Linked DNA regions of Mus musculus: region 2 is linked to region 1. The links are chromatin loops, found by intact Hi-C in ENCODE. Cell type or tissue: heart. All regions are shown on one strand. Each heading gives the region's core, and the rest is flanking DNA. Links, peaks and the distances in the headings are about the cores only.

What was found. Peaks named below come from ENCODE experiments on the same cell type or tissue, not always from the same donor. Only the 100,000 strongest peaks of a DNase experiment are listed, where the experiment ranks them.
Region 2: a loop joins it to region 1, with 5 times the contacts of the local background. A loop is called at or near these places in 6 of 42 quality-filtered maps.

What each region holds. Positions count from the first base shown.
Region 1 is chr1:36,739,634-36,750,517 of GRCm38, forward strand. It overlaps 4933424G06Rik (RIKEN cDNA 4933424G06 gene), which reads left to right. Exons shown (of 9, transcript NM_001374322.1): 6 at 2,645-2,743; 7 at 4,878-5,028; 8 at 6,729-6,938. The coding sequence ends at 6,861. It overlaps Gm33533 (a long non-coding RNA gene), which reads right to left and starts at 5,159. Exons shown (of 7, transcript XR_865346.3): 1 at 4,821-5,159; 2 at 1-708. In heart, for the core only: CTCF peaks have their summits at 5,166 (motif pointing left) and 7,022 (motif pointing left); no DNase peak of the experiment used is centred there; H3K4me3 peaks cover 467 bases; H3K27me3 peaks cover 1,494 bases.
Region 2 is chr1:36,679,400-36,690,283 of GRCm38, forward strand. Fam178b (family with sequence similarity 178, member B) reads right to left here and starts at 3,748. Exons shown (of 16, transcript NM_001372417.1): 1 at 3,469-3,748. In heart, for the core only: a CTCF peak has its summit at 4,899; a DNase peak (open chromatin) is centred at 4,872.

The sequences.
Region 1 (10,884 bases), core at 2,594-7,593:
GGTGGCTCACAACCATCTGTAATGAGATCTGTTGTCCTCTTCTGGTGTGTCTGAAGACAGTTACAGCGTACTCACATATAAATAAATAAATCTTAAAAAAAAATGATGAGAACGTTGGGGAATCTCTTACCACACACTTAATATCCTTCATTCCATAGCAACTAGTCTTGTTTCCTTTGTGAACCTGCCCAAAGATTCAGGAAGCTTACCCACCAACCCCTGCCACCATTTCCTATCAAGGTTTCAGGTATATCTCCCTGTCGCTGGAACCACAGCTTGGCTTGAGGTTGTCTGGGGGTGTGGAAGTCACTTTCTGACCCTGCCCATTTGTTCTTGTTAGTTTTCCTTTCCAATTCACACAGACCATGAAGATCAGGCTGAGCTCCTGCCCATGGCTTCTAGATTGTTCCATGGAACAGCTCAGATCACATATAACAATGTCTCTGGGGTCTTCCCATGCCTGCCAAAGACAGCTCTTGGCCTCCCATTTCCCTGGACCAAATGCCCCCAGGGATTTTGCCAGCCCTCTTACTCACGTGGGTCACGGATAGCCAGAGGCAGAGCCGGAATGCAAAGGTTTCTCATTTCCAAACCTGCCTCTTTCTCCTAAGGGCGTTATGTCGTTTGGAGATTGCCAGTAGATATCTCGGTGTGGTTCATTTTCTCATTTTGTTTAGGTCTTTGTGGATTGCACAAACATTCTGCAACCTGTAGGGCAAGTCATAGCATCTATATTTTATACAAATGGAGACTGAAACCAGAGCTCAGAGAGGCTCAAGCCCAGGCTAGATGCCCTGTGTCCCCACAGGCAGCAGCACTATCTGTGAGCCATGCACACTCTCAAGTCTGCTTAGACCTATAGAGTCAGAGACTCTCAAGCGGAGCCCAGCAATGGTGTTCAACAAGCCCTCCGTATGAGAGTCATTGTCTCAGCCATGAGCGGGTGAATGCTCTGGCTTATAAATAAAACCAAAATACTTATGTGCTTTAGGATACCCAAAAACTCCTCCAAACCCCCCTTTCCTCTTTCCTTGAACTCTAGAAAAAGCAGCTTAAGGGATAGGGCAAAAGTGTTTGCCACACAATATAAGGACCCAGGCTAGAATCTCCGTAACTCACAGAAAGCTGTATGTGGGAGTATGTGCGTGTGCGTGTGTGAGCCAGTGCTGCAGGGGTGAGATGGAAGGTGAGGGCAGGAGGGTCCCTGGAAGCTTCAGGGCCAGCTCACCTGGTACACAGTGGCTGACAACAGAGAGACCCCCGTCTCAAACAATACAAAAGGTGAAAACTGTCCTCTGGCTTCCACACATGTGCTGTGACATGCACACACCCAAGGGTGCACATGTGACCCACCCATGAACACACATGACACACATGCACACACACTTGCATACATGCACGTTCGTGCATGTGTGCACACACACATACAACACACAAGCTTCTCTATTATAAAAACAGAATTGGCCAATGAGCATAGTAAAACTGTTACTGTTATCTTTCTATCCCTATAATAAAATACCTGGCATGATCAGCTTAGAAGATGCTGACTGACACCTTTAGAAATTCTAACCTATGGCTGCCCATGTTTCCATGTCTGGGGCCTGTGGAGAGGTAGAGCAACATGGTAGGAGTGTGTGAGAGATCAAATCTGACTCTCCATGTCCAAGGAGAGAAAGGAGAGGGAGAGGGAGAGGAAAGGGAGAGAGGCAGAGGGAGAGAGGAAGAAGGAGGAGGAGGAAGACGAGGAGGAAGAAGATGAGGAGGAGGAAGGCAAGGAGGAGGAGGAGGAAGACAAGGAGGAGGAAGGCAAGGAGGAGGAGGAGGAGGAGAAGGAGGAGGAAGACAAGAAGGAGGAGGAGGAGAAAGATGAGGAGGAGGAGAAAGATGAGGAGGAGGAGGAAGAAGATGAGGAGGAGGAGGAGGAAGAAGAGGAGGAGGAGGAAGAAGAGGAGGAGGAGGAAGACAAGGAGGAGGAAGGCAAGGAGGAGGAGGAGGAGAAGGAGGAGGAAGACAAGAAGGAGGAGGAGGAGGAAGATGAGGAGGAGGAGGAAAAAGAGGAGGAGGAGGAGGAAAAGGAGGAGGAGGAAGAAGATGAGGAGGAGGAGGAAGAAGATGAGGAGGAGGAAGACAAGGAGGAGGAGGAGAAGGAGGAGGAGGAGGAAGATGAGGAGGAGGAAGACAAGGAGGAGGAGGAGGAAGATGAGGAGGAGGAGGAAGAAGAGGAGGAGGAGGAGGAAAAGGAAGAGGAGGAAGAAGAGGAGGAGGAGGAGGAAGACAAGGAGGAGGAGGAGAAGGAGGAGGAGGAGGAAGATGAGGAGGAGGAAGACAAGGAGGAGGAGGAGGAAGATGAGGAGGAGGAGGAAGAAGAGGAGCAGGAGGAGGAAGAAGATGAGGAGGAGGAAGACAAGGAGGAGGAGGAGGAGGAAGATGAGGAGGAGGAAGACAAGGAGGAGGAAGATGAGGAGGAGGAGGAGGAGGAGGAGGTGGTAGAATTCCAGAATCCTCTAGGGCATAGCCTTAAAACCTTCCATAGGCCCCACCCCCTATAGGTTCTGGTACCTTGTCAGAGAGCCCCCTGACCGAGCCTTTAGTATGTGGACCTTTGGGTGGCATTCAATCTCGCCTTCTCTTTTGTCTTCTGTAGCTCATAGTGCTGAGAATAAAGAGCCATCTCTATTCAACAGGGACGTGAGCCCTCAATTGACCGCTGAAGACAACGAAACGCTCCAAAAAAGCACCCGAGGTACCATCCTTAAAATATGCTCTAAGTCTCAAGTATGGAGGGTTCCAGAACATGTCTTTTTTATTTCATGGTATTTTAGCCGAATAGAGTCAGTGTACCTTTAAATCGCCTGCAGAAATGTGCAGACAGCTCGTGTGGGTCACATTCCTGTAGGCTGCGGCAGGAGGACCATGAGTTTAAGGCCAGCCTGGGCTACATAGTGACACTGTCTAAAAAGCAAAACAGAAAACAGACAAGTCATAGGGCCTACACATAATGAATTAAATATATTTCAAAAAGTTGATCATTTTTTTCTAAAGGATTTTCATGTTTTTTTTGTTTTGTTTTGTTTTGTTTTGTTTTGTTTTTCTAGAAAGCCAGGGTCATTTAGAATGTGGGATCCTTGTCTGAGGCGCTGCCCCTGCTGGGTCCTGAGGCTGTCCTAGGTTAATCTAATCTCCTAGGGGTCTGGCTTCTTCCTTCTTGTTGGGTTGACTGAGCCTGCACTTGTTGATAGTGGGGAGAGGCTGAGCCCATGCTGGTACCGTGCCCACTATACCTGTCCATACAGCCGCTCCGTCTACCCTGTTATTCCTTCCTCACTTTCAGGAATTAACCACCAAGCCTGGCAACTGTAGTCCAATCCTCCAGACCCTCCTGGCAGGACAAGAGAACGGACTCCCACAAATTGGCTACACTCGTGCATAGCGAGTGTAGGCGCACTTACATACACACACAGACACACAAAATAAAGAAAATGTAATGTTAAACTTGCTAGTGCTGAATTTTTGCAGCATAGCCCTCAGAGATACTCCTCATGGACCTGGGAGGAAGGTTTGGGCTCCGGTTTTACCCCCTAACCCAAGACAGCCCTTGGGCAGCACTCTCTGCCTGTGTTGCCCAATCTCTTCAGCATTCGTCACTCGGACGCTCCTTCCTCTCAACGTATCTTTTCTCCCAAGTCTTCAAACCCTCCCCTTCCTCTGACCAGATTATAAATGGAATCAGAGACGCCCCACTCCCCAAGTCTACAAATGTCAGCTGGCATTCCAAAGCCAGCCTTGTGATCTCTCAAAGTCCCCAGAGGGTTGTCAGAAGTCAAGGCCATCTCTGGCACCATCTACACAGGATGACAGTCAGGAATCTTTCAAATCACAATCTTGGTCAGTTTTTCATCACTGTGGCAAATATGTGAGAGGAGCAAATTCAAGAGCTTATCTTGGCTCTGGATTTCAGAGGTGCCAGTCTATGGTCAGCTGTCCCCTTGATCTGAGGCTCTGATAAGGCAGAAAGCATGGTGGAGAACAGCCACTGACTACATGCTGGCCGGAAGTAGAGGAAAATGCCTCCCCTCATTGGCTGGCTCCCTCCTTTCCTATTTTTATTCTGTGTGGGTTCTTAGCCTTTTGGAGAGTGCCACCCAAATTCAAGATGAATCTCTGCCTTCTGTCACTGTCTCACATGTCAGCCATGGGAACACTCTCACATACACACACACACACACACACACACACGAGCACTCATTCTAATCTCCTGTGTGTGTCTCCGTTGTATCAAGATCACAGTCAAGATGACCAATCATGCTTACACACACAAGGCAGACTGAATCTGCAGTAGAATTTCTAAAAGCTTGTGGGGCAGGAAGAAGGGGGCAATAGAGAGTTATTTTGGCCACTGCCAGGTGAGTAGCTGTAATTCAAATACTCTGCCCTTTGCTGTCCAGTTTCCGGTGCCGGAGATTTAATCCGGTGTCTCCAGCCTGTTAAACAATTGGGTTACCACTGAACTACACTGTCCGTGATTCTCCAAGCCTTTGAAGTCGGACGTTCCTGCCTCCTCTCCACCTCCTCCTCCTCGCTCTGCCTCCCCACGGACCTCACCTCCTGTCTTCTTACTTCCTGCACCCTATGGTTTGTTCATTCTTCTTCATGAACGTGCTGCTGCTTGTCAGCCCACACCCTCTGAATCTCAGCTTGTCACTGGCGGCAAGGCCTGTCCCTTCCCCCGCTGGACTTTTGAAGCCAGTGGCTGAGGTGCTAGTATGTATACTTCTGCTCTGAGCAAGGCCGCCCACCGGATTGTCCTGGTTGCTAGTCACCTGTCAGGGATGGATTCAGGCCTCCTCTAGCTTCTGCTCTTGTGTCTTCCTACCTAGGTGCCTCCAGGGAGAGTCTGCCGTGCGGACAGCTGCTGAGCTTCCTGCAGAAGAATATCATCTCTGCTACCGTTGCCATGGCAGCAGTCCTCCTGGTGACGGTGCTGGTGGTGTTCACACTGGTCACATATAAAAGGCGGAGACAGACAAAGTGAGTGGCTCTTGGCATCTGTCTGCTAAGAATTCGAGAAGTTGGGTGGTGGAGAGATGGCTCAGGTTCCGTTCTGCACAGGTGGGTCATAACCACTTTCCGTTCCAGTTTTAGGAGAATCCAGTGCCCTCTTCTGGCCTCCCAGGGCACTGCATGCATTCGGTACATGCTGGCGAAACACCCATACATGCAAGTTAATGTAAGTGGGTTTTGCCAGGCAGTGGTGGCGCACGCCTTTAATCCCAGCACTTGGGAGGCAGATTCAGGTGGGTTTCAGAGTTTGAGGACAGCCTGGTCTACAGAGTGAGTTTCAGGACAGCCAGGGCTACACAGAGAAACCCTGTCTCAAACTCCCCACCCCCCCAAAAGTGGGTTTTGTTGTTGTTTTTAAGCAAACAAATGACTCAAGGAGTTTGAAGCACAGTTGCTTTTTACAGATCACAGATGTTGGGAAGACAGGAATGTCTTCCTGTTATGTCTTGGCATCTCCTAGCATGGTCAATAAAAGTTCCCAGGTGATGGGTTTCAGCCACTATCTGACAATTCTGAGGCACTCTGAAACTCTGGAGTCCCTGACTTACTTCTCAAGGCCACACAGATTAGCCAGGTTTCCTCATACCAAGAGGAAACTGGAGGGGAGATGGCAGAGCTTCTGGTTAGAAGACTGGAAACTAATCTATTCCCCTCCCCCTCCCCCTGAAACAGAGTTTCTCTGTGTAGCTCTGGCCGTCCCAGAACTCACTTTGTAGACCAGGCTGGCCTTCAACTCAGAGATCTACCTGCTTCTGCCTCTGGGATGCTGGGTCTAAAGGTGTGCGACATCACACCTGGCTACAGACTCTAGATGCAAAAAAGGCAAAGCACGGCTATGAGAAGGTGCAGAGTGGGGGGGGGTGGATGTGGGGAGAGAGCGAGGCTGAATCCAGTCAGTGTATGCTGGTTTGCCTGTGCTGACTAGACTTCCTCTAGTAGACTGTCTCTGTCTTCCTAGACACTCTCACGATCCTGTCAACAATGGGTTAATGCCTGGCACAGCAGGAACCTCAAGGGGGCAAAGACAGGGTTTAGGCACAGACAGGGACCTTAGGCAGACAGCAGAAGCAAATAACTTGAAAGAACAGCATATGCGCCCCTCTGCATCCTCTGAGACACACATTCCTGATGGCAGCCAGCTACAGGCCACCTCCTGTGGTGACACTCATCTTGTCACCCTTTGTTTTGGGTCTGAGGCTGTGGTAGTTAACTTTCTCCTTGAGAGCTTATCACTCCCTTCTCTAAGTGCCAAGGCCTCTGGCACGTAGTCCACCCAAGCAGACTAGCCAACAGCTACCTCACGTCCAGCTTACTCTTCTGAGACAGGGTTGGGGAACCTGGATTTGAGGGGTCTGAAATTAAGCTTGGCTCACCTTACAGACCTGACCAGGGCCCATCCTTGGATCAGTTATTTTCTCTTGGAAAAAAACTGGTTAGGATGAGCGGGGGTGGGGTTGGGGGTGGGTGTGTGTGTTGGGGTGGGGGGGGGTGGGGAGAAAAGCAAGCAATGGAGGCGTTTCCTAGAGGCACCTTGTGACCCTGGGTCAGAGGGCCTGTCATTCAGGACAGACCTTCCCTGAGGTAATAGAATTCAGATCCATCAGAAACCGCAGTGGCCCTCCTGTGTGTTTAGTGAGCCGTGTGGTGGTTTGTTTTCTTCATGTTAGGTATCCTCCAGCGAACATGACATACAATATTTTTATAATGAATGGGAAGTCTTTGTGGCAAAATTCCCAAGATAAGGACCTCAAAAAATTCATGGGAAAGCCGAAGCACCTGAAGTACAATTCCTTCGTCTGAGCCGGTGGAGGGGCCAGCAAACGGCCACCCAGCCACTGCCAGAGAGTTCTTTTGCGCTACCCGGATAGAAGTCCAAGGTAGGCAAGAAACTCTTCTAAAGCTGGTCTCTGGAAATGTGGGCTTCACATCAGTGCGGGTGGGTGGAAGCAGTGGCGGGTGGCGCCCCCTAGCGATAAGTCTCGTGTACGCCTCTCGTGTGGGCATGCATTTGACAGCTTCATCCCTACTTCCACTTTGCTGCTTCTTTCTGCTCAGCCACTGGAAACTGTTCCTTCCGTTGTCAGTCCTATCACCAGGATAACTTGGGGAGGGGATACTTGCCTCCGTTAGGGCAGCATTTGAGAAGTGGAGCTGCAGTTTCTGAATGGGTCCTGGGGGTGGCTGCGATCATTAAGGGGTGGGTATCCTTTCTCACTAGGAGCAGAATCCTAGTGGGCTCGTGGGATTCCCAGCCTGGATTCTTAGCGGGTCCTGGGCAGTAGCGCCATGCTTGCAGAGCTACATTAGCTCAGGCCTGTGGGCGCTGCTGGAGAATGGGCTGGAGGTCTAGGTGGGCAGCTACTTTGCCTGTTGCATGGCATACCAAAGCCACCACTATGTCACTTCTTAAGTGGATCAGTGGTGGGTCCAGCACCAGCCACTGGGACTGCTTTGAGAATGCTTGGGCGTCTTCAACTGCTGACCAGTCGTTACAGGAACTTTGAGCTGGGGCCCTGATCTTGGGACTGCGGACTTCACACTGGGCAGTTTGGAAGCCCACTCTTGGCAGTACTGGGTTTGAGGACAACACTGGGCTGGGCTGTGTTTGGGTAGAACGTGACCCTGAGTGATGTTGCGTTCACCTACCTGCCAGGATCTTTTTTGATCAAGCCTTGGCCTCAGGCATTCGCTGGCTCAGCTGTCACACACAGGCTGCCTTCTGCTGCATGGCTTCATTTTAGCTCAGACTACACTAAAGTCAGTGAAGCAAGACCATGCAGAAGACCTTATTGGATCTGACACTGTAACAGTAGGAATCCTGCGTAGCACAGGAGACTGCCCCACAGCCAGCTCCGAGAGAGCAAAGCAGCCTGCTTAAATAATCCTGAAGGGCTGTTTGGGACCAATCACAGCAATTTGTTGGGGTCAATCGTTCCCCCAGGCTTATGTTTTGGACCAATCACAGGCTTGCCCTGGGGCCATAGTAGTCACTCCACCAGGGGTAGTTAGCCAAAGTGGAACTAATTCACTATGTGACTGCAGAAAGTTTGGCACAAACTGTTTCACTAGGACCTCAGCACGCCTGTGAACTGTGTAGTTGTCTCAAGGCATCAGCAGGGCATTTAAGATGGCCAGTGCTGGCATATATGACGCTGTTAAGATCCACAGTCCTTTTGCTCACAAGCAGCTTGGGCGACAAGAGAAGGTGCCAACGATGCTAATTAGGGGGGTCAAATTGACCCATCCCAGAGTCTGTTCATTTACAGGTGATGAACATCAGAAGTATTGCTTGTTATAGATATGTGCAGAACTCAGCGTTAACAATGACAACGACTTTAGCAGACTTGAACCGTGCTTTCCACCTGCCCTGTGCCCAGAGAGGGGTGGGCAAGGAAAGTCTCGTCATGGAGAGGCATTTGAGGTAGAGCTGTGAGGTGTGTTCTACAACCATGCTTCCCTTCACCCACTTGTCTTGACTGGACCACTGGATGCTTGTGCTAATGGAGTATGAAGGAACAGGGCAGGGTACTTGGCTTGCGTTTGAGCACACTTCCCAGTGGACGGTGCTGTTTTGGAAGATTGTAGTGCCTTTAAGAGGCCACACCATAGAGGAGGGTGGGGACCAAAGAGGGCAAGCTTCAAGGTTTTATTTATGTATTTATTTTTAAAGATTTGTTTGTGCTTTTATGTGTGTGGAGAGGTATGCACAAAGTCACATGACTTTGGCTATCCTATGAGGTTAGAGGTAATGGAGCTGGGGCTTCAGGTAGCTGCCAGCTAGCTGGCATGGGTACCAAACTTGGAGCCTCTCTGCAAGAGGCAGGAAGCCCTCTTAAACTCAGTCTGCTTTCTCTTCTTGTGTCTCTGTGACCAATAATAACTCAAGAGAACAACTTGAAGGTGGGAAATATTACTTATTCATAGGGTCAGTCACTGGTTGGTCGGTCCCGTGTGTCTAAACAGTGGTTCCTGTGGGGGAGGTGAGCTATTCACATCATGGCTGACATGGAAACAAAGAGGAAGAGGGTGCAGAGCCTCAGCTGGCAGTCTCTCTCCTTTCCTTTGTATTTTCTTCAGCTCCCTGCCCACTGGAAGGCTTCACCTGCCTTGAGGGTGTGTCTTTCCTCCTCAATTAATTTTCTCTGGAAACACCTGCCCAGACACATTCAAAAGTACACTACGGCAGTCTTATGGGGGAATCTAAATCCAGTCAAGGCAGTGGTTCCCAGTCTTTCTAATGCTGCGACCCTTTAATAGATTTCCTCCTGTTGTGGTGACCCTCAAGCATACAATTATTTTGTTGTTACTTCATAACTGTAACGTTGCTATAGTTATGAATCGTTAATGCAAACCCCTGATATGCAGGACATCTGATACACGGCGTCTGTGGGGGTCGAGACCCACAGGTTGAGAACCATAGAGCCAAACTGCCTGTCTTAATTTCTTTTCTTGCTGGGGTAAAGCACATGACTAGGCAACTTAAAAAACATAGAGTTTATTCTGGCTTACAGTTCCAGGGGGAGAGTCCCTGATGGTGGGGTAGCCTAGAACCAGACAGAAAGTATGGCAAAGCCACCATGACCACGGTAATATTTAAGGAAGAGAGGGTATTTTGGGGTGGGAGCAGGGGTTACAGTTCCAGGGACCTGAGAGTTTCAGAGGGCAAAGTTTGTCATGGAGAATTATTAGCAGCAGGAACAGAAAGCTCAGAGCTCGAATTTGTAAGTACAGAGCAGAGAGAATAACCTGGAAATGGCCCAAGTCTTTAGACTCTCAAAGCTCAGCTCTGATGACATAGTTCTCTCACAACACTATAGCTCCCCAAAGAGTACCACCCATGGGGGACCAAATGTTCAGGAACATGAGCCTGCAGAGGACATTTTTATTTAAACCCACACTGGCAATGAAGACTAACCATCATACTAGCCATAAATCTTGTTAATAACCATATTCTCCCTCCTCTGTCCCAAGTCTCTCATCTATTTGATATTCAAGGGCTGCTGGCCACAAAGTAATGTGGAGTGGGGACTTCTCAATGTGGGGCAATGGGCAATTTCTGGAGATATTTCTGGCTATGTGTGTATATACATGTGTGTGTATGTATGTGTATGCATGTGTATGTGTTATATGTGTGTTTATATATGTATGTGTGTTTATGTGTGCATGTATGTGTGTCTATATGTGTATGCATGTGTATGTACGTGTATGTGTGTATGTATGTATGTATATGCATGTGTATGTGTGTTTATATGTGCATGTATGTGTGTATGTGAGTTTATATGTGCATGTGTATGTATGTGTGTGTATGTGTACTGGCTAGTTTTGTGTCAACTTGACACAGCTGGGGTTATCACAGAGAAAGGAGCTTCAGTTGGTGAAATGCCTCCATGAGATCCAACTCTAAGGCATTTTCTCAATTAGTGATCAAGGGGGAAAGGCCCCTTGTGGGTGGAACCATCTCTGGGCTGGTAGTCTTGGGTTCTATAAGAGAGCAGGCTGAGCAAGCCAGGAGAGGCAAGCCAGTAAAGAACATCTCCCTCCATGGCCTCTGCATCAGCTCCTGCTTCCTGACCTGCTTGAGTTCCAGTCCTGACTTCCTTGGTGATGAACAGCAGCATGGAAGTGTAAGCCGAATAAACCCTTTCCTCCCCAACTTATTTCTTGGTCATGATGTTTGTGCAGGAATAGAAACCCTGACTAAGACAAATTGGTACCAGCAGAGTGGGGTATTCCTGTGACAATCTGACCATGTTTTGGGGAGGTCTGTGGAAGGACTTTGGAACTTTGGTCTTGAAGATCCATTCGTTGTTAAGAGCTCTGTGG
Region 2 (10,884 bases), core at 2,978-7,977, 60 kb before region 1:
ACTCAAGTTCCATTTAATAGAAAGATTTAGCCAGTCATCAAAATTCCCCAAACGTCCACATTTTTTGTACATGTTCTATCGGTACTTTCTTTAGTCTCGATGTACACACATGTACACATGGCTGCTACTTTTGCTAACATAGACTTTGCCAGCCAGGAGTAGTGGCGCACACCTTTAATCCTAGCACCTGGGAGGCAGAGGCAGGTTGATCTCTGAATTTGAGGCCAGCCTGGTCTACAGAGTGAGTCCCAGGACAGCCAGGGCGACACAGAGAAATCCTGCCTGGAAAAACAAAAGGACAGACTTTGCCTCCGTGCCTTCTTTCTGCTGCGGCCTCCTGAGTGTTGGGGTCCGGGGTCTGCCACCACACCTGACTTAAATACCTCATTTTCACACTGTTTGAGCTCTGGTGAGTCAGCCTGGACCTGGGTTACCAGTCAGGGTCTGTGTGGGGCCGTGTGTGCTGAGACCCAGGCTGTATGCTCTGAGCAGCCCTCTGAGCACCTTGTCGGAAGGCACATACACAGTGCCCATTTGTCCTGGTACAGCTGTTACTAACTTCAGTCACTGGCCAAAGTGGACCAGGATGCTCTGTGCTGCCGCTCCACAGTTTTCTTATAACTATCAGTTCTTCCAGGAAGATGCCCCAAGGCAATATAAACATCCCATTTCCTGCCATACTTTCTTTCCCCAGTTTCAGCATCCACTGACGATCCTTGCCGGGAAAGATTTTCATTGCTGTGCTTGAAAACTAGTTTTGTTTATTTTTTAAAAATAACTTTTAGTACTTTGAAGAAATCAAACTCAAAAACAGAAGATCAAATAATATCTACAAGTAAAACATACCCAGGGCTGGCAGGGCTCAGGAAGAGAGCATGCTTGCTGCGGAGCTTGAGCTCAGCTGGATCGGAGGAAACCTACCCTTGGAAGGAGAGAACTGGCTCCCAGACTTTGTTCTCTGACCTCCACAGACACACTATGGTACAATATACATGACCTCTACATATACATTTCTATGCCCACAAATATACATACACATGCAAAATAGGTAACTGAAAAGCAAAAGAAAATTAAAATGACACCCCAAAGTCATTCTCAAAGATAAAAAAGCAAAGCTGGCCCTGATGCCACATGCCTCAACCCAGTACGGGGGGGGGGGGGGGGGAGGCAGATGGATCTTTGTGAGTTTGAGGCCAGCCTGGTCTACATATCTACACATCGAGTTCTAGGACAGCAGGGGCTACATAAAAAAGACCCTGTTCAAACAAAACAAAGCATAAAGAGATGAAAAAGCAAAACCAGCCACCTGGTGTGGGGGTGACAGTAGTTGTGACTTCATCTGAGAGCCAGGGAGATCCCAGAGGTGGGAAGGGCGACGTCCGTACACACCATGGCCATGTTAGCTATGATTTACATGCTAAAAGAATCTAATTTTAGAAGAAGCTAAAAAGTCATCCATGAGTGGTCCCAGCAGGAGTCAAATCCACAGAACACAAGGCCTTCTGGGGTCTAGTGTGTGTTTTCTCTCAAGACAGAGACCAGGGTGATGACCCTTAGCCTTAGGCTTGGTCCATGCCCATCTGTTTAAACATACCACCGGCCACAGACAACCCGTGCTGCTGACTGGTACCTCTGATATCCTGCAGCTTCATTAGTGAACCTCACTGGGAGCACAATCGTTAAGCCAGCTTACAATACAGTAGTAAGTAGGCCAAATCCCCAAAGCTCATCTGGCACGCTCACTTAGAAACAAAAGAAACAGGGCTGGAGCAATGGCGCAGTAGTAAAGAGCTCCAGCGCTCCTCAGAGGACCTGTGTTCCATTCCTATCATCCGCATCAGACAGCTCATAACTGACTGCTTACAATTCTGGGTTCAAGGGGCCTGCTACCCTCTTCTGGCCTCTGTGGGTACCTGCCAGTATATGTACATAACCCCTGACACCGCCCCCCCCCCTCTCTCACACACTCACACACACACACACACACACACACACACACACACACACACACACACACACGGTGGCATGGGAGGGAAAGATCATGTCCAGGTGAGCTCCGAGTACTAATAACTCATAAAGTAGCTGCAGCAGCAGAAGTCTGAGACCCAAGGACTGGGACTGCTGCTTGCTGGGCAGCTAAGTTTGGCTGCTTTAAATACCTTTCACTCCAAGGCATTTCTCTATCCACAAAAGAACATGTACACACACACACATTATACATGCCTATTTTCAGAACCTATCCTTTGGCTCACATTTCTTGACTACATAAACATTTCCAAAGAAGTCAGTCCAAGGATCTTGGAATCCAGTCTGATAGCAGCTCACTCTTTCTCCCTGAGTCTCCAAATCAGAAACCTAAAATCACTCAATCAACAACGCAGCTGACAGAGATGCTAATGATTTCAAGGACACCGGTGACTTTCAAGCTGCTAAGACAAGATGACAAAGGGAAGGCAATTATGGGACCCAAGTTCAGCGCTGTCTCCATGTGAATAAACACACATCTTAGAATCAGAAAGAGGAGTTGTTAGGTGTCCAGGCTAGAACACAGGAGATGAAGGTCTAACAGAGAGGCCTCAGGTCCCCTGGTTAGTGTGCACCATGGCCAGCAGGAGGGCCAACATGGCCAGCAGGAGGGCCACCATGCTCTCCCGAGTTAGTGCTTTTCCCAAATCACACATAGCCAAGACTCTCTCCACTCTCCATCTCGGTCTCATGGTGTGCTTTCAACACGTGACCTCCCACCTTTCTATCTTTCTTTTTTCTTGGCTTTATGGAAACGAAAATAAGAACAGATCCTTGGAAAATAAGAATATACTATTTTCTATACTAAATATAGAAACTCCAAAGCGCTTTGAGCATCAATGTCCAAACAGTCATGATGAACGTGGAAAATTATAGCTGCCTCGAGTTCCCTAATACTGCTGCAGCAATATGCTTTGCTCCCAGGAGCATGCTCTATGTCTTCTTTTAAACAAATATTTATTGGCTAGGGATGCTAGCGAGGGCAGTGGCAGGGAGGCCCCAGCTCACAAGCTGAAAGACTTGAAGATCGGAGTGTCATTCTCTAAGAAAAATTAAGCAGACCCCAGCGTTGTAAAACTCTTACATCTATCAAACTAAGCATAAGCCGGGTCTGAGAACAGCCGATGGTTCCGGAAAGACAACAACTCATTTTTATGCCCCGGGAAACATTAAGAAACAAAACAGGACAGGCCACACCACCCCAAAAAGAAACCATCACGCCAGGCCTTGGCGTACAGCATGCTCGGCAGAACAGGGCTGTGGGATTCTGTTCATGTGGGCTGACCTGACAACATGGAGGGGTGGGTGGGGCTTGGCCTACCAGTGAGGGCTAACCCTGAGCCAGATGCAGGAAAACAGAAGGATGCAGGCAACCGCGCTAACATGGCCTCCCAGGCCCGGATCACTCACGGGTGAGGAAATTGTGGTCCCGGAGGAACTTACCGGTAAAAGGCAGCTTTTGGTCCTACCCCGCGGGCTGTGATGGAGGCCTACTCATGGGAGCCCTGGACTCAAGAACCTGAAGAGCAGCCACAGGAAGCCGTGGCACGGGAAGGAACCTCCGAGGCAGCCTCAGAAGATGGGGCACAAGAAGCTGGAGCAGGAGACCACGGTGGTGGGGGGCCAGGTCAGCAGGGACAGTCGAGAGGAGGGACCTTCTCGGGGGCCCAACCGAGCCTGCCAGGCCTAGCGCACTCACCGTTAGGGCAGGCTGTGACCTCTCACGTGCTCCTCCCCACCCCGTCACGTGGCAACCCCCTACGCGCCCTCGGGTCGCGTGGCAACCCCTCCACGTGCGCGCGCCCGGATCACCCCGCGCCACTCAGCTTCTGAATTTCAGCCAGCCTTGGGTTTTCCAGATGCGGATGCGGAGGGCTTGCTTGTGGCCCAAGATCAAAGGGAAGGCAAGGAGATTTGAACTCGGGATGCGCAGTTTAACGTTCAGCGGTCTAACGACGGGACTTTTCCAAAGTCGAGGCGCCGCAGTTAGTGGTGCATAGCTCTACGCCTTTCGCTGTTGAATGTTGGCCACGAGCTGCTTTGAGAACCTGTTCTGGGCGTTCTTCTGTGTGAGTATGCAAGCGTGAAGGAGAGGCAGCTTAAGGGATGTCAACCCTGCGGATTGACAGCCAACACTGGTTGAGCCCTGGCCCAATAACTAACATTGAGAGAGGCCACTTATATGCGTCATTTTGATTTAGCCTCAGCCAGACCTGTCTTCCATGAAAATCTGTGCCCTACACACTTGAGGAACCAGTACTTAATTAGGCATTACTTGTAGCTAATTAATGATCTGTTGGCCCTGTTCTCCAGGCAAGAGGGCAGTAGAGCTGAATTTTGCCAGCCCGACTCTGGAATTTTAGCAAATTCTGTCTCTGGAGGGAGCCCTTCTTTGGTGACCAGGATGGTATGGGCAGGATCACAGCTGTCCTAGTATGCTGGAGGAGTCTTCCTCTTTTCTTTTAATGGTCTAGTCAATTCATCCGACTTCCAGTTGCAACAAGCATTTTTACTTTTAATTTCATTAATTGTTTTTGAGACAGGTAGTCACTGTGTACCACAGGCTGACCTCAAACTCCAATTAAAATATCTGATTCTCCTGCCTCAGCCTTATGAAGAGCTGGGTTTACTCAAGGAATCAGCCCGGTCCTCTCTGAACTCCTTACTGTTCTTTGGAAAGCGCAGGCCATCTTAAATGTTTGGGCGGGTTTCTATTAAAGAGCACCATTTGAAAGTTTAATAGAAAGGCACGGAGCCAAGCCCAACCAAATGAGAACACAAAGGATAACTCAGTGGATAAACTGTTTCCAGAAACGGAACCGCGCGTTAGCTGTCTGCAGCCCGCTAGAGGGTGCTGGTAACCTGACCAGTTTCCAGATAAGAAACAGGCTCTAGGGCCACCTGCTGGGCCCAGAGCTACTGTATAGGCTTCTGAGAGCCCAGCTTGACCCTGGGGCTGTTTCTACTGGCCCGTCTTTCCCCGTAAGGGATTCCATTCTGTTTAGGGACTCCCCGTGTTTTGTGTCTTTAGGACATTTGAATTCATCCAAGGGATTCTGGAAAGAGTGGAAACGGTAGTTTGTTAAGCCGGACTGCTTCATACCCTGGAGGCCTGCTGACTCTTTCTCCTCTTAGAATCTGCTTCCTTGGATTTTATTCCAGGGTAACCACATGTATGTGTGAGACTACTAAGTTATGAGTCAAAATTAATCCCTTTCTTTTTCTCCTCCCTCTCTCTGCCCAGGCTGATCTGGAACTCACTACATAGTCTTGAACTCACTGCAAGTCTCCTTCCCCAGCCTCCTTATTTATTTATTAGTCTTCATATACCCCAGAAGAGGGCGTCAGCGCTCATTACAGGTAGTTGTGAGGGCACCATGTGGTTGCTGGGATTTGAACTCAGGACCTTTGGAAAAGCAGTCAGTGCTCTTACTCCCTGAACCATCTCTCCAGCCCCTTCCCCAGCCTCCTAAATGCTGGGTTATGCAGGTTAGCTACCACCCATGACTGTGATTTGTTCTGTTAACACAGTAAAACAGGTAGCTTTAGGCCTTAAAGTTTAGGCTGAAGCAGGGACTGCCCAAACTGGCTGAGTACTCCGCAATTGTCCTCCCAGAACCTCCCTGATCTGTTCCCTCTGCTCTCTGTGCTGGAGGGAGGGGAGGGGTGCTTCCCTCCACATTGGATATCAAAGGTTTTCTCAGGGTCTAGGCTGTCCCTCTGAATGCCAGTGGAGCTCAATGGTAGAAATGGGGGGGGCGGCGCACAAACTCCTCTCACTGCCCTGGCACAACCCTTACCAGTGACAATCCCAGGTGCCCAGTGGCTCTCACAGAAATTTCAGTGAGGCACCTGAAAAAGGGGTAGGGGCTGACTTGACTGCCCAGCTGTCACGCTTGACTCCATTCCATAAAATAATAGATGCTTTCAATAAGCATCTTAGTCTAACCCCCTGAGCCCAGTGGTAGCCAGGCTCCATGCTGGCAGTAATTTCACATGACCCATTTTGGATTTGTGGTGTCTGCATAAAAACATTTCACTCTGATGTGAAAGGGTTTTGGCTCCAAGCAGCTCTCCTCCTCACACCACCAGAGGCTCCTTAGGGTCAGGCCTAGCAGGCCCGAGGCACGTTTACTCCTCACCCCTATTATAATTTTTTTTAAAAGATTTATTTATTTATTCTATGTATATGAGTACAATGTAACTGAACAGATCGTTGTGAGCCTTCATGTGGTTGTTGGGAATTGAATTTTTAGGACCTCTGCTCACTCAGGTCAACCCCACTTGCTCTGGTTGGCTCTGCTTGCTTAGAGCCCAAAGATTTATTTATTTACTTTTGTTTTGTTTTTCGAGACAGAGTTTCTCTGTGTAGCCCTGGCTGTCCTGGAATTCACTCTGTAGACCAGGCTGGCCTCGAATTCAGAAATCCTCCTGTCTCTGCCTCCCAAGTGCTGGGATTAAAGGCGTGTGCCACCACTGTCCGGCGCTTTATTTATTATTATACATAAATACAATGTATCTGTCTTCACACACGCCAGAAGATAGCATCAGATCTCATTATGGGTGGTTGTGAGCCACCATGTGGTTGCTGGGATTTGAACTCAGGACCTTCAGAAGAGCAGTCAGTGCTCTTACCCACTGAGCCATCTCGCCAGCCCATCCCTGCTATAATTAAAAACTTGCCCAGCATGCATGTTCCAATGGTGTCCAGGGCCTCTGGGGCCACCAGAGGTCAGAGCTGTATCATAAGCAGCAGAACTAAACCTGAAGAGCTGCTTTTTGTTGTTGTTGTTAGATTTATTTATTATATGTATGTGAATACACTGTCATCTTCAGACACACCAGAAGTGAGCATTGGATCCCATTACAGATGGTTGTGAGCCACTGTGTGGTTTCTGGAAATTGAACTCAGGACCTCTAGAAGAGCACTCAGAGCTCTTAACCGCTGAGCTATTTCTCCAGCCCACTGAAGAGCCTTTTGACCCTACCATTTCAGCTTTGGTGATTCTGACCATACTAAGGACACAGATCCACAGACAGACAGACAGACAGACACACACACACACACACACACACACACACACACATACACACTATACCAAATAGATTTTAAGGCAGAAATATTTATTTGACTTAAGAACCAGCCTTGGCTTTGGTCCTGAAGACTCAATATAATTGCTTTAATATTCAGTAAGAATCAGAAAAACAAACAGTTCCCCTAAGTAAGAATATCACAATCTCTGAAGAGGTAACTGTCTTAGTTAGGGCTCTCCAGAGTCACTGAACTTATGGAATGTCTCTATATATTAAGGGAATTTGTTGTGTGACTTACAGGCTGCAGTCCAACTACCCCAACATTGGTCAGCTGTGAATGGGAAGTCCAAGAATCTAGTTGTTCAGCCCCACAAGGCTGGTTGTTTCAGCTGGTCTTCTGTAGAAGTAGACTCCAACAGATGTGCTGGCAAGTAAATGCCAAGCAGGTGAAGAAGAGAGAATCTTCTTTCTTCCAATGTTCTTATGTAGGTCTCCAGCAGAAGGCATGGCCCAGTTTAAAGGTGTGTACCACCATGCCTGGATCTGGGACTTGTTTTGTCCCAAGCTGATCTTGAACTTGGAGACCTCCTTGCCTCAGTCTCCTGGGATTAAAGGCATGTGGTACCTTGCCTAAATTTTCATAGCCATTGTGCCTCAAGATCTCCATGCCAAGATCCAGTCAGAAACTTGTATCTTCCAGCCTCAAGATCTGGATCACAGGTGAGCCCTCCAATTCTGGATTGTAGCTCATTCCAGATATAGTCAAGTTGACAACCAGGAATAGCCATTACAGTAACATAGTCACAGAGTTAAACACAAACTCAAAACAGTCAAAATAGGAAGTAAGAAGTGTTCGTTTCATCCCCACCTCCCCTCATGGACCAGCTCCCTCCAAGTCGACCCTTCAATTTCGTGTTCACAAAGGTAGCAAGCAGTTTTGTTTTGTTTTTGCATGTCTAGAATTTCCCCCTCCCCTTTTAAGTTTCATTTGTTCATTCACTCATTCATTCATTCCGTGTATAGTCTGTGGACACACGTGCACATGTGCCACAGCATGAGTGTGGAGCTCAGATGACAACTTGTGGGAGCCAGTTCTCTCCTTCCCTGGGGGTTCCAAGTATCAAACTCCTTCTGCTCTTGGCCATTTTTCTGGCCCCAGAATTCCTTTTTGTCAAAGGATGAAACTATGAGCACACTGAATAGAACACCATTAGGCTAACATTTACTGCTAGTGTATATTCACTGTGTTTTAGGCAATTACTCTGTCATCTGCAGAAAAATGTGGAGACATGGAAGACACTGTGTCAAGTGAGAGAAGAGACTCACAGAGCGACCAGCACAAGTTTCCTCTCTCATGTGGAAGCTGAACAAGGGCGTCTGGACTGTAGAATAGGTTTGATATGCTTGGCCCAGAAACTGGACATATTTAGAGGCGTAGCCTTGTTGGAGTAGGTGTGTCACTGTAGGTGTGGGCTTCAAGACCCTCATCCTATCTGTCTTGAAGTCAGTCTGTTTGCCTTTGGAACAAGATGTAGAACTATCAGCTCCTCCTACACCACGGCTGCCTGCACGTTGCCATGCTCCCACTTTGATGATAATGAACCTCTGAACCTGTAAGCCAGTCCCAATTAAGAGTTGTCTTGGTCATGGTGTCTGTTCATAGCAGTAAAACCCTAAAACAGATAGTAAATGCTAGAAGCTGGGAAGGCTGAGGAGGGGGCATAAAGGAAAGCTAGATTTGATTAGTGCCCACCATATACATGTGTGGAAATACCACAGGGCAGAAAACGCCATTCAAGGCCTCGCTGTGTAGCCCTAGCTCACTGGGAACTCACTACATAAACCAGGATGACCTTAAATTCACCCAAGATTTGCTGGCATCTGCCTCCTGGGTCTGGGGATTAAAGGACAATGCCACCACTCTTTAATACATCTTAATAAAAAATAAAATAATAAGAAAAAGAAGAACTAAGACACAGGGTTAGTGTAAGGTAGTTTGCCAGAGTGGCAGTTGACAGAAAGGGCAAAAGACCGAGACAATCTGAAAAGATGTGCTGCCCGAGGCCTTGGGACTCAGGTAGCTGAATGTCTGTAGCAGAAACAGCTCTGCACTGTTCTCTCAGCTAGAGGCAAACTGGGAAGACCCTACTAGTATGGAGATGAAATTGCTACACATTTCTAAGCAAACAACTCAGCATAAAGTGTCAAAATGTTTCATGCCCACACTCCTGTGATCCCAGCTACAGGATGCATTGCCACAGCCTAGGAGACAAAAATGGGAAATCTGGCCTGGTGAGGAGATTCATTCCTGTGTTCCCGGCACTCAGAAGTGAAAGAAGGGTTAAGAGTTCAAGGCCAGCCTGAGGTACAGGGTGAGAATGTCTGAAATGGTGGTTCTCAACCTTTCTGTGACCCTTTAATCCATTTCCTCATTTTGTGGTGACCCCCCACCCCCAGCATAAAATTATTTCGTCGCTACTTCATAACTGTGATTTTGCTGCTGTTATGAATCACAATATAAATTTCTGATATTCGAACTCCAAAAGGGTCCTGACTCACAGGTTGAAAACCACTGGTCTAAACCAGAAAGGGCTGGGATGCAGTTGAGTGGCAGAATCGCAGCCTAGCATGAGCGCGGTGTCCAGGATAGTCCTGTACCACAATGGCTCAACCACATGTCTCTATTGTGCTCCTGACTGAGCTCATGAAGAGTCTTAAAAAAAAAAATCCTCAAAAACAAAGCCTCAGAAATCTCTATATCCACCAGTCCACCAGGGGGATAGTTGGAGTCATTCCAACACATCTATAAAGAATATTATGCAGCAATTATAATATATGTGTTGACCTGGAGGAACGTCCACAAAATATTCTGTTCAATTAGAAAAGCAACTCCTCAGTCATTTATATTTTTATCTCACAAGCAAATCCATCTCGTGTATGTGCATTTCTTTGTGCTCAGGACACTTCTGTTGCCACCCTGGAGACTTCCAGGAGGGAGAGTTTCCAAGTCCCACAGTACACAAAGGGAACCCTCAACCCCTCCTTGCTTCAAATCATCTCCAGGCTCAAAATATTAATTGTGCTGAGGCTGAGAAAAATCTGGCTTAGTGTGGGTCGGGGACAGAAAGAATAAATGCCAAATTGCCAGCTTGTGTTGTTTGTGTTATATGATTTTTTTTTTACAATGTGCTTTTGATGCACATTGACTAAGAATGGCCTCCATGGTCTCATATATTTGAAGGCTTCGTCATTAGGGAGTGGCATTACTTGACAGAGATTAAGAACTATGGCCTTGTTGGCAGAAGTGTGTCTCTGCAGGTGGGCTTTGAGGGTTCAAAAGCCCAAGCCAGACCCAGCGTCTCTCACTTCCTTCTGCCTGTGGATCCTGAGGTAGAACTCTCAGCATCTCCTCCAGCACCATGTCTGCCTGGATGCTGCCCTGCTTCCCTCCATGATGATAACGGGCTAAACCTCTGAATTGTAAACCAGCCCCAATTAAATGTTTTCCTTCATAAGTGTTGCCGTGGTCACAGTGTCTCTTCACCCTAACAAAGACATCTAGTCTTGGTTTTCCTGAGTGTTCTCTAAAGGAGGAAAGATGGTGGAGCTGGCTGATGGGGCTGACTGGGGTTTTCCCTCTTAATGTGGACACAAATCAATAATGGGTTCATTGGAGGAAAGATGCCTTGAATTAGGAATTAATCCAGATGATTGTAGTGGAGACAAGGAAGTAAAAATGAAAACTATGCAAAGTGTAAGCCCATCTTCACAGTCAAGAAATTTGGTGCCTCATTATAGGCTATTTTTTTTTCTTGGTTGAGGGCA